2 separate regions of the Homo sapiens genome follow, and region 2 is linked to region 1. The links are chromatin contacts, found by Hi-C or POLR2A ChIA-PET in ENCODE. All regions are on one chromosome and are shown on one strand. The core of a region is the stretch at or near the end of the contact, and the rest is flanking DNA. Distances in the headings are between cores, read along the strand shown.

The links. Hi-C counts contacts between places; a loop is a spot of excess contacts on that map. ChIA-PET counts read pairs that join two places held with the same protein, here RNA polymerase II (POLR2A). Pooled maps may share reads with other maps.
Region 2: a map with no recorded cell type shows a loop between it and region 1 (14-fold over the local background). The contact joins the promoter of CLEC2D here to the promoter of LINC02367 in region 1. A Hi-C loop is called at or near these places in 12 of 37 single-sample maps with no recorded cell type and 10 of 50 pooled maps. POLR2A ChIA-PET finds 5 or more read pairs at or near these places in 2 of 52 experiments (activated B cell and activated CD4-positive, alpha-beta T cell).

The regions. Positions count from the first base shown.
Region 1 is chr12:9,365,784-9,370,166 of GRCh38, reverse strand. It overlaps LINC02367 (long intergenic non-protein coding RNA 2367), which reads right to left and starts at 2,703. Exons shown (of 4, transcript NR_120479.1): 1 at 571-2,703.
Region 2 is chr12:9,668,463-9,672,845 of GRCh38, reverse strand. It overlaps CLEC2D (C-type lectin domain family 2 member D), which reads right to left and starts at 3,133. Exons shown (of 5, transcript NM_013269.6): 1 at 3,051-3,133. The coding sequence starts at 3,111.

The DNA of each region.
Region 1 (4,383 bases), core at 1,454-3,953:
GCTAGTATGGAAGTGCCTGTCTCACTGAATCTTCACCATCATTACATATTTTCATTAAAATAAGAAAACAAGCTATTGGAATGTCATTGTGAAGATAAGGCATCATCCATTTAATTTGAATTAATTGGAATCTTCTTAATGTTACAAAATAAGTCCTATATGATTTGAGAAATTTTTATTTTCTTTTGGGGGAATTATTTTCAATGCCTTTTATCCTTTTTTAGTGTGATTCTTTTTCTCAAATTTCTAATAATAATTTTTTAAGAGCTAATATTTTTGAATGTCAATTAGTGTGATAAGCTCTGCATATATGATTGCTACAGTGCTATTAGGTAGGAGCAATCATCACCTCTATAAGGAAAGATACTAAGACACCGATAATTCAAATAACTTATCAACAGTAATGGAGCTTGTTGATGAAAGAACCGGGATTTAGACCTAGGCTGTTCGGCTTCAGAGCTACTCTCCTAATCAATAACTCTCTTGCACTTTACATAAACAGTTAAAAATATTAATATTTGCCATATTTGTTAAACATTTTGTTTAGTTGATTACATGAAAATTACTTGCCTTTGAGTATTTTCAGCAGACTATTAGAGATACATTGGGTAAAGGGCCGTCTAATGAACATGCAAGGGGAGTTCTTAAGGATGCCCCAGAGATTCTTGGAAACCAGTTTTCAGCCTTTTTTTTTTTTTGGTAGTATTTAACATCTTCTTTGGATTCCAGCAAAGTGATCCTAAAATTTTTCTCAGTTTCAATGAAGAGCAGTTGAACTTGTGCCAGAATTCAATTTATGTAATAGATGAAAGATTGTAGATTATCCATGTTAAAAATGATGGGATAATCAGAACAGCTTGGACAAATCCAGGATCCTAAACAGGCTTCACTAGAAAACTCTACACAAAGCCAGAACTTGCAATGGCATTAATATCTCATTTATTTATCTGCACAGTAGTATGCTAAAAAAAACTACAACACATTGTTTGGGAGAGCAAAACTGTTTCTCAAGCATGGCCTTTGAAAAAGACTTGCTAACCAAATGCTTACATGGAACTGATGGTTCCTTAGCACTACGTCAGGTTATAATCCATGATCCTGATTTCTTGAAACTTCTTTAATATATTCTGGGTAGACTTACATTAAAAAGTAAATTAGTATCAGTAATAATAATATCCTGCCAGGCTGCCAGGCAGCTAGACTGGAACTATGCTTGCTACAAAGTTATTTCCAGACAGACTGTGAGCACACTGTGCCTAGAAGTTCACATCAATTTTATAATACTGTGTCTCAAATTGTATGATACTGTGTCTGTGCATTGCTTCTTTAGTACTTCCTGGGATTTAGCTTGGAATGGCTAGAGAAAATGAGCAAATTAGATTATTTTAGTAAACAAACTCAGAGATGAATTAGGCTTTTAAGAGAGGAAAAACACTTACAGGTGAAGGTATTTTAACAAATCGCTTTAGCATCCATGGAAAGCTTTCAAATCACAAACAAAGGGAGAATACTTATCCTATCCCATAGAGATTTAAGCTACATGTCTCATGGGCATATATTAGCCTGCCAATAATACTAGGGTGCGAGTTTGATTGTATACATGAGAAACATTAAAAAGAAATAATAAGAAATGTTTAGGCATAACATTTGTGGCTGAATCTTAGTCTGGCTTCTATATGATCATCAGACGTGACAGATGATTTCAGTGATATGAGTTGAGACAGAATCTCAAATGTGTTATGAAATTTTTAATAGAAAGAGAAAAAGATGAGTGGGAAGGAAAAAGCACAGACTGTGGAGTGAGGCAGATCTGAGTCTGAATTTTAGTTTCATCAATTACAATGTGGAAAAGTGAGTTGCTTGACCTTGAACATTTTACAGATTGAGAAATTGAGGTTTAGAGATTAATTTGCCCAAAGTCTCATAGCTAGCGAGTAAGAAGCTAGAGGTTTCAAACTGGGGACTTTCTGATGTCAGAGCTCAAGCTTGTCACCACCGTGCTCCTGGGGAAACGGTCAGGAGAAAGCCAAGTTTCCAGGAAACTGGAATGGCCGCAGTGAAGAATGACCCTCTTATATCCTGCTGATTAGATGACCAGACTTGGTCATCACAGACTTTGAGCATCACAGTGGAAGAGGGGCCAGAAGAGGAGGGCAGTTTCCTGTGTTGCTCCGGAGTTGCCTCATGTTGCCCACATTTTTCTGGGGCTGACATATATTTTTCCAGTAGGTGTGACCTGAGGGTGTTGGGGCTTTACTTTTGTGCTGGTGCAGGCAGTTTTCAGGCTCATATAAACACTCACTCGGCTGTTTATTTATTCATTCAACAAGCATTTCTTAGACACCTCCTCTTCTAATTCTTGGGCCAGTAAATAAGTATGGTCCCTGACCCAACAAATCTAGCTCAGGTTCAGAGATGCACAACCTCATTCCAGCAAAGCTTTCTGTAGATTATCGGGGGCAGCTCTTACTACCCTTGATCTTTCCCACTTCTCAGCTATTCCTGTACCAACAGAAAGCTCTCCCATGGAGGAATGGCAAAGAGATGGAAAAATGCGGCTGTGAATTGGGCTGAAGTTTTGGGGAAGGATGTGGAAGCCAGAGACTAACAAGAAGTTTTGATAGTGGGTGTGATGTCCCTCCCCCTCCCTGCTGTTCCATTTCCTTGGGCACTTAGGCTGGTCTCATGATCTAAGGGCCAACTGCTCATGTGAAAATCCATCCCAGCATCCTCAGCTCAAATAACTGCTGCTTGCCACACGCCTGCCCCAACGGAATTAACGGAAGCTGCTGATAGCCCTGCTGACCTCATTGGATGGAACCGTGTCCTCAGCAGACAGGAGCTCCTTCCTCTTCTGAGTGAGACTCCCTCCTATCTTGGAGCAGGAAGTCCTCTCAGGAGAAGTCCAAGCTTCAGACAGAGAAGGAGCAGGTGCCATTCATTTACTCCCCTCAGTGTTGACCCAAAAGGCAGAGGCTGAGACGCAAAGCATAATTTAAAGAGTTTACTTGAGCCAAAGTGAGGACAGCTGCCTGGAAGACTCAGACCCAAGTACTCTTGGCTGTGAGCTTCCTAGAGCCTTTGTTCCAAGCAGGTTTTTAAAAACAAAAGACTGGGACCGAGAGAGTGGGCTGGTACAAAGTTGTTGATCAGGAACTCTCTTTGGATTACAGAAACAAAATTGATGAGCAATTGGTTATTGTTAAGTTATAGGATGTGGTTTATGCTTCTGGTGAGACACTATAATAATCCTAAATTAAAATTAATTCATAGCTACTTGTGGCAATAGCAAGCAGTTTTAAGAGATGAATACATAGCTCAAAGCGGGGAGTAGGGTGTGATTGCTCTCATTTTAACGTCTCTCCAGGCCTCATAGTTTAAAAAGGATTCACCTTCCTCAGATGAAAGCTCTTTAGGTTTTGCATCAGGAACCTCCTTTTCTGCTTTCTTGGAGGGTCAGGATGGGTCCCATGAAGAGCTGCTGGTGGGGACAGACAGAAGCCAAGGAGAGGCCGGGCAAGGAAGCTGAAGTGCTTGGCAGGGGGCAACAGTCCCCTGCCTGCAACCAACGTTAAAAAACACTGTCACTTCAGGCCGAAAGTGGTAGAAACCAGTTTGTTAAATCACACGAATGTATATATTAGGCATGCCTGGCTAGTCCTTTGCCAAGAGATCTTGTAGCATAACTGCAGGCAAATAGAAAAGACATGAAAATCGTTAATCACTGCACAAGCTTAGGGATCAGTTCTTTTTGGAGGGTGGTGAGTGGTGGAGGTACTGGAAAATGTGTACAGAAAGAGTGAAATAAGTGGAAGAAAGGCCCTAGGACTCAGGGTTTGCTTACAGTGGGATCAGAGACACCTGGAAGGATGAAGACAAAAATCCAGATTATAATTGGCCCTGGGAGTGAGACTTCATGACAATTGTGTTACCTTGAGAATTTCTTTTTAGTTCCTGGCTTCAGATTTAAGGTTATGGTTGATGGATGAATATACTTTTGGAATCTACTTTTGGAAGACCTTCTCTGGGCTGAAGTTGATAGCTAGGTTAAAATATCAAGGACTTCGGTAAATCTCTAGCAGAGCTTCACTACAGCAGAGAGGGAAAAACACCAGATTTAACATTTCATTCTTGGTGCTGCTGAGCTGTGTGCTCTAGGACAAGACATTTAACTTTTTCAGCTGCGTCCTAGAAGGATTCACACCTATCTCCCAAGACTTTGGCAATGATTAGGAGGGAGAATAACTAGGAAAAAGATAAGTGAACTGTGAAGAGCTGTGACCTTACAATGGTGACGGTGACGGTGATGATCTTTATACTCTTGGGAGGGTTGGTGCAGATTCTTGCCTGCAGCAATCATAAGCAGAGGCTAATGCTTCCATC
Region 2 (4,383 bases), core at 1,884-4,383, 300 kb before region 1:
CAAGCAGAAGAGAAAATATCAGAGCTTGAAGACTCTCTTGCTGAAATAAGGCAGACAGACAAGATTAGAGAAAAAAGAATGAAAAGAAATGAACAAAACTTCCAAGAACTATGGGACTATGTAAAAAGACCGAACCTACCACTGACTGGAGTACCTGAAAGAGACAGGGAGGATGGAACCAAGTTGGAAAACACACTTCAGGATATAATCCAGGAGAACTTCCCCAACCTAGCAAGACAGGCCAATATTCAAATTCAGGAAATCCAGAGAACCCCAATAAGATACTTCATGAGTAGATCAACCCCAAGACACATACTCCAAGGTCGAAATGGAAGAAAAAATATTAAGGGCAGCCAGGGAGAAAGGTCAGGTCACTGACAAAGGGAAGTCCATCAGATTATGAATTTTGAGTGCTACAATATGCCAATGTAGGTTATTAATTGTAATAAATGTACTGCTGGTGAAGAATGTTGATGTTAGAGACTGCTATGGTTTGAATGTGTCTCCAAAGTTCATGTGTTAGATACTTAATCCCCAATGCAATAGTGTTGAGAGGCAGGTCCTTTAAGAGGTAATCAGGTCATAATGTCCTTATAATGGGAGTGGGTTTACTATCACGAAAGTGGATTTGTTATAAAAGCAAGTTTGGTGCCTCTTGCTCTCTCTCTTTCTTATGCATGTGCTCTCTTGCCCTTCCAAATTTTGCCATGGGATGATGGAGCAAGATGTGTTTCTCAGTCTTGAACTTTCCAGCCTCCAGAACTATGAGCCAATAGATTTTGTTCATTATAAATTACCCAGTCTTGGGTATTCTGTAATAGCAGCACAAAACAGACTAAGACAGAGTCTATATATGTGTGGCAACAAGGAGAAAATGAAAAAAAAAACTACCTTTCTCACAATTTTGCTGTGATCCCAAAATGGCTCTAAAAATATGGTCTTTAAACAAAACAAAAAAGAGCAAAAGGAAAAAGGATATACTAGCAGCAGATCTTACAAGAATATCCAAATTTAAAGAGCCATCAAACCAGTGGTGAATTTAAATTTCCCTCCTCTAGTATCACTGCCCCGAACTTAATACAGCCAGAAACATGGAATTGAGCCTCTGTCAGCATAAAGAGAGGGCTCCAGGAGAAGCACTAGAGGTATGGTCTGAGGAACAGAAAAGCAAACTCCTATCTCAAATAGAGTGTGAAAATACCACGTTTATTTTTTCTCCCCCTCTTGTCTACATTCTCATGTGCCTCAAACCTCAGGCAATCTGATGATGGTAGGGGAAACTACAGCAACATGCAATAGCCAAAACCTTGAGAAAGGTTAATCCTCGGCCGGGCGCGGTGGCTCACGCCTGTAATCCCAGCAGTTTGGGAGGCCGAGGCGGGCGGATCACAAAGTCAGGAGATCGAGACCATCCTGGCTAACACGGTGAAACCCCGTCTCTACTAAAAATACAAAAAAGTAGCCGGGCGTGGTGGCGGGCGCCTGTAGTCCCAGCTACTCAGGAGGCTGAGGCAGAATGGCGTGAACCCAGGAGGCGGGGCTTGCAGTGAGCCGAGATCGCGCCACTGCACTCCAGCCTGGGGGACAGAGTGAGACTCCACCTCAAAAAAAGAAAAGAAATCTAAAGTCAATCCTTTCCATTCAGTTGAGCTGTAGCTCCATGAGAGTGGGGCCAAACCTCTTGCTTTTTTTTTCTTCTTTCTCACTGTCCGTCTGCCACATGAGCTTAAAGATGCAGCTATAATTGCAGAAGTATATGGTTCATCAGAATAAAAGGAGGCCCGCATTTCTAGCTGGAGGATGGAAAGGAGAAGCCCCTGGGAACCTGAAAGTACGGGTCAGATGGTGAAGAGGAAGAAACTTTAGAAAGAGACCCATGAACATTATTCATAAACTCCTGGATTCACCTGCCCCTCAACTTATGCATGCCTAGATATGGTTCTAATTGGCACACTAAAGATGCTAAGACCTGAACTAATGAGTAGAGCATTGCACAGTTCCCAATTTCACCCCTGGTTGATGCACATGTCTGAATAGCACTACAAAGGCTTTCAGAATGGAACTGACATTGGAACCAGATCCCACAGATTGTCTTCATCTCACCAGGGTGATTGCTTGCTAAAACAATAGTATCAATATACTCCAAAATTTAAATAAGATCCAGTCTAACTAAATATTTGTTCAAAATGTTCAAATTACAATCCAAAATTACACAGTATATGAAGAACCACGAAAATGTCAACTTCCATGGGGAAAGAAAACACAAGCCAAGGAGGACATGACAGAGATGTTGGAACTATCCGACAAACAGTTTAAAGCATTTGGTATAAAATGCTCAAAATACCCAATGAATGAAGAAATAAATGAAGTCATTTAACAACATTTAGAGTTCATCTTTTTCTGCCTCTGAATTACCTTTTCTCCAAATTGATTACCTTTTAAGTTGGGAGGAGAAAACTCCAAACTTTTAAGTCCTAAGTTATAAAACCTTGATATTCCCTAACTGTGGCAAAAGTCATTTTTTTCACTTACTAAAGCATCATATAAAGCTATATATATATATATTTCCAGTGCATCCAATGTAACATAATTCCATTAGAATGCCCTACTAAGTTTCTACTCAACCTTTGTTACTTTTTTGATTTGTAAATGTCCTTTACATACTATTTTCTACCTTTTCTCTCTTAAGAGCTTCCATGATAGGTTTTCTACCTATGTAATAATGATGGTATCTTGTATCTGAGTAACACTTTAGAGTTTGTATAGATTTTTTTTTAGTGAAATTAACTGTTATTTTCAATCCTAAACTTAACCTTATCTCATTGTCTTACATCTTTCTCTCATTGTTCCCTCTCCTTAGTTGTTAGAACTGGGAATATAAATATATGCATGTTTTACACAAATTATAAGCCAATTTATGGACTCCCACATTCCATCTCTTATCCTTGAAAACTTTTTACTAGATCAGCACCTTTCCTGTGTGAGCCCATCACTACCACTACCTTCCCATTCCAGTCCTCACACTTACTCTGTAGAGCCCAGCTTCTTACCTGGGTTTGCAGGCAATTCAGATGGTGTAATGTCTTTCTCCACATTGTTACTGTCATGCATTTTGCCTCCAGTTTCTATGAGTGATCTAAACCACAGTCTCTACGTTTTCAACCCCAAGAATGATTCAAAACAAAACAAAAAAAAAGCCCAACGACTAAAACGTGTAAGTGTGTAACCGCCCCAGTAACTCAAAATGTCAAGCCTTTAAGTTAAATATAGCTAGAGGAACAAATGAAGCATAAATTGTTTCAAAAATCAGCTCATCACAACAGAATAAACTGGTGTTTGTAAGAATTTTAAAAAGTTGAAGCTACTTCTCTAACAGTATTTTGGTTACGAAAGAAACTAATGTTTGATAACTTAAAATTTCTTTGACTATTAAAAATTATAATTGTATTTTGTGCGGTACAAAGCAATATTATGATAGAAAATAAGAATTTATTGAAAGGAAGGAGTTGGCTCTCAGAGGAAATGAATGTTAGGTAAGTAAAGACAACAGCAATTTTAATCTCAAATTAAAATTCATTCCCAAGAGTTTACGCTCATTCAAAAAATATCTTGTTTTCAATTTCTTCAAGATATTTTGGGAATTTGCTGCTATGGCTGCTACAACAACTTTTCAAAAATGGGCTTGAACGGTGTGCAGCTTCTGTGCTCCCTCTGGCATGATCCAGGAGCACAGAGGCTCTTTAGCAGCAAGAGCTTCTTGTCAGATGTGTTGATTTCTTGTATATAAATGCCAGTAAGGGCACCTTTTACTAAAATATAATTTATAGTAATGTGCACAAATCATAAGCATACAACTAAACACATTCATTAAAAATATAACATGTAACAAGTGCCTAGATGAAGTATATCTTAAAACCACGTAAAACAATACCAACACGCTATGTGCCCTACTCATGTCCTGCAACGCTCATTACCCCAAATACAATCTCTATCTTAACTCTGACAACATATTTTCCCTGCTTTTGAATTCTATACAGTAGCCCCCCTTACCTGTAAGAAATAAGTTCCAGATTGGACAGCTATTGCCTTTATCAAATAGAAATGAAGTTGCATTAGGACTGAGTTCCAGTTTCTGTAAGATTTTATATATCTTTTTCTTTACTATTTCATCATTTCTAGTTTGTCCTAGGACCTATGATAAAGCCTTCTAGTAATTCCATCTGAGAACCTGCTTTTTATCAAAGCTGCTTCTCTTTCTTGGAAGTTGAATTTGGTTTTGTCTCCTGAACAACATGTGATTGCCAAAAGTTCAAGTCTGTTTTTCACATAGTTCTTCCTAACCTCCTTTCCTGTGAAATTTAATAATTTGAAAATTGCTTGAGA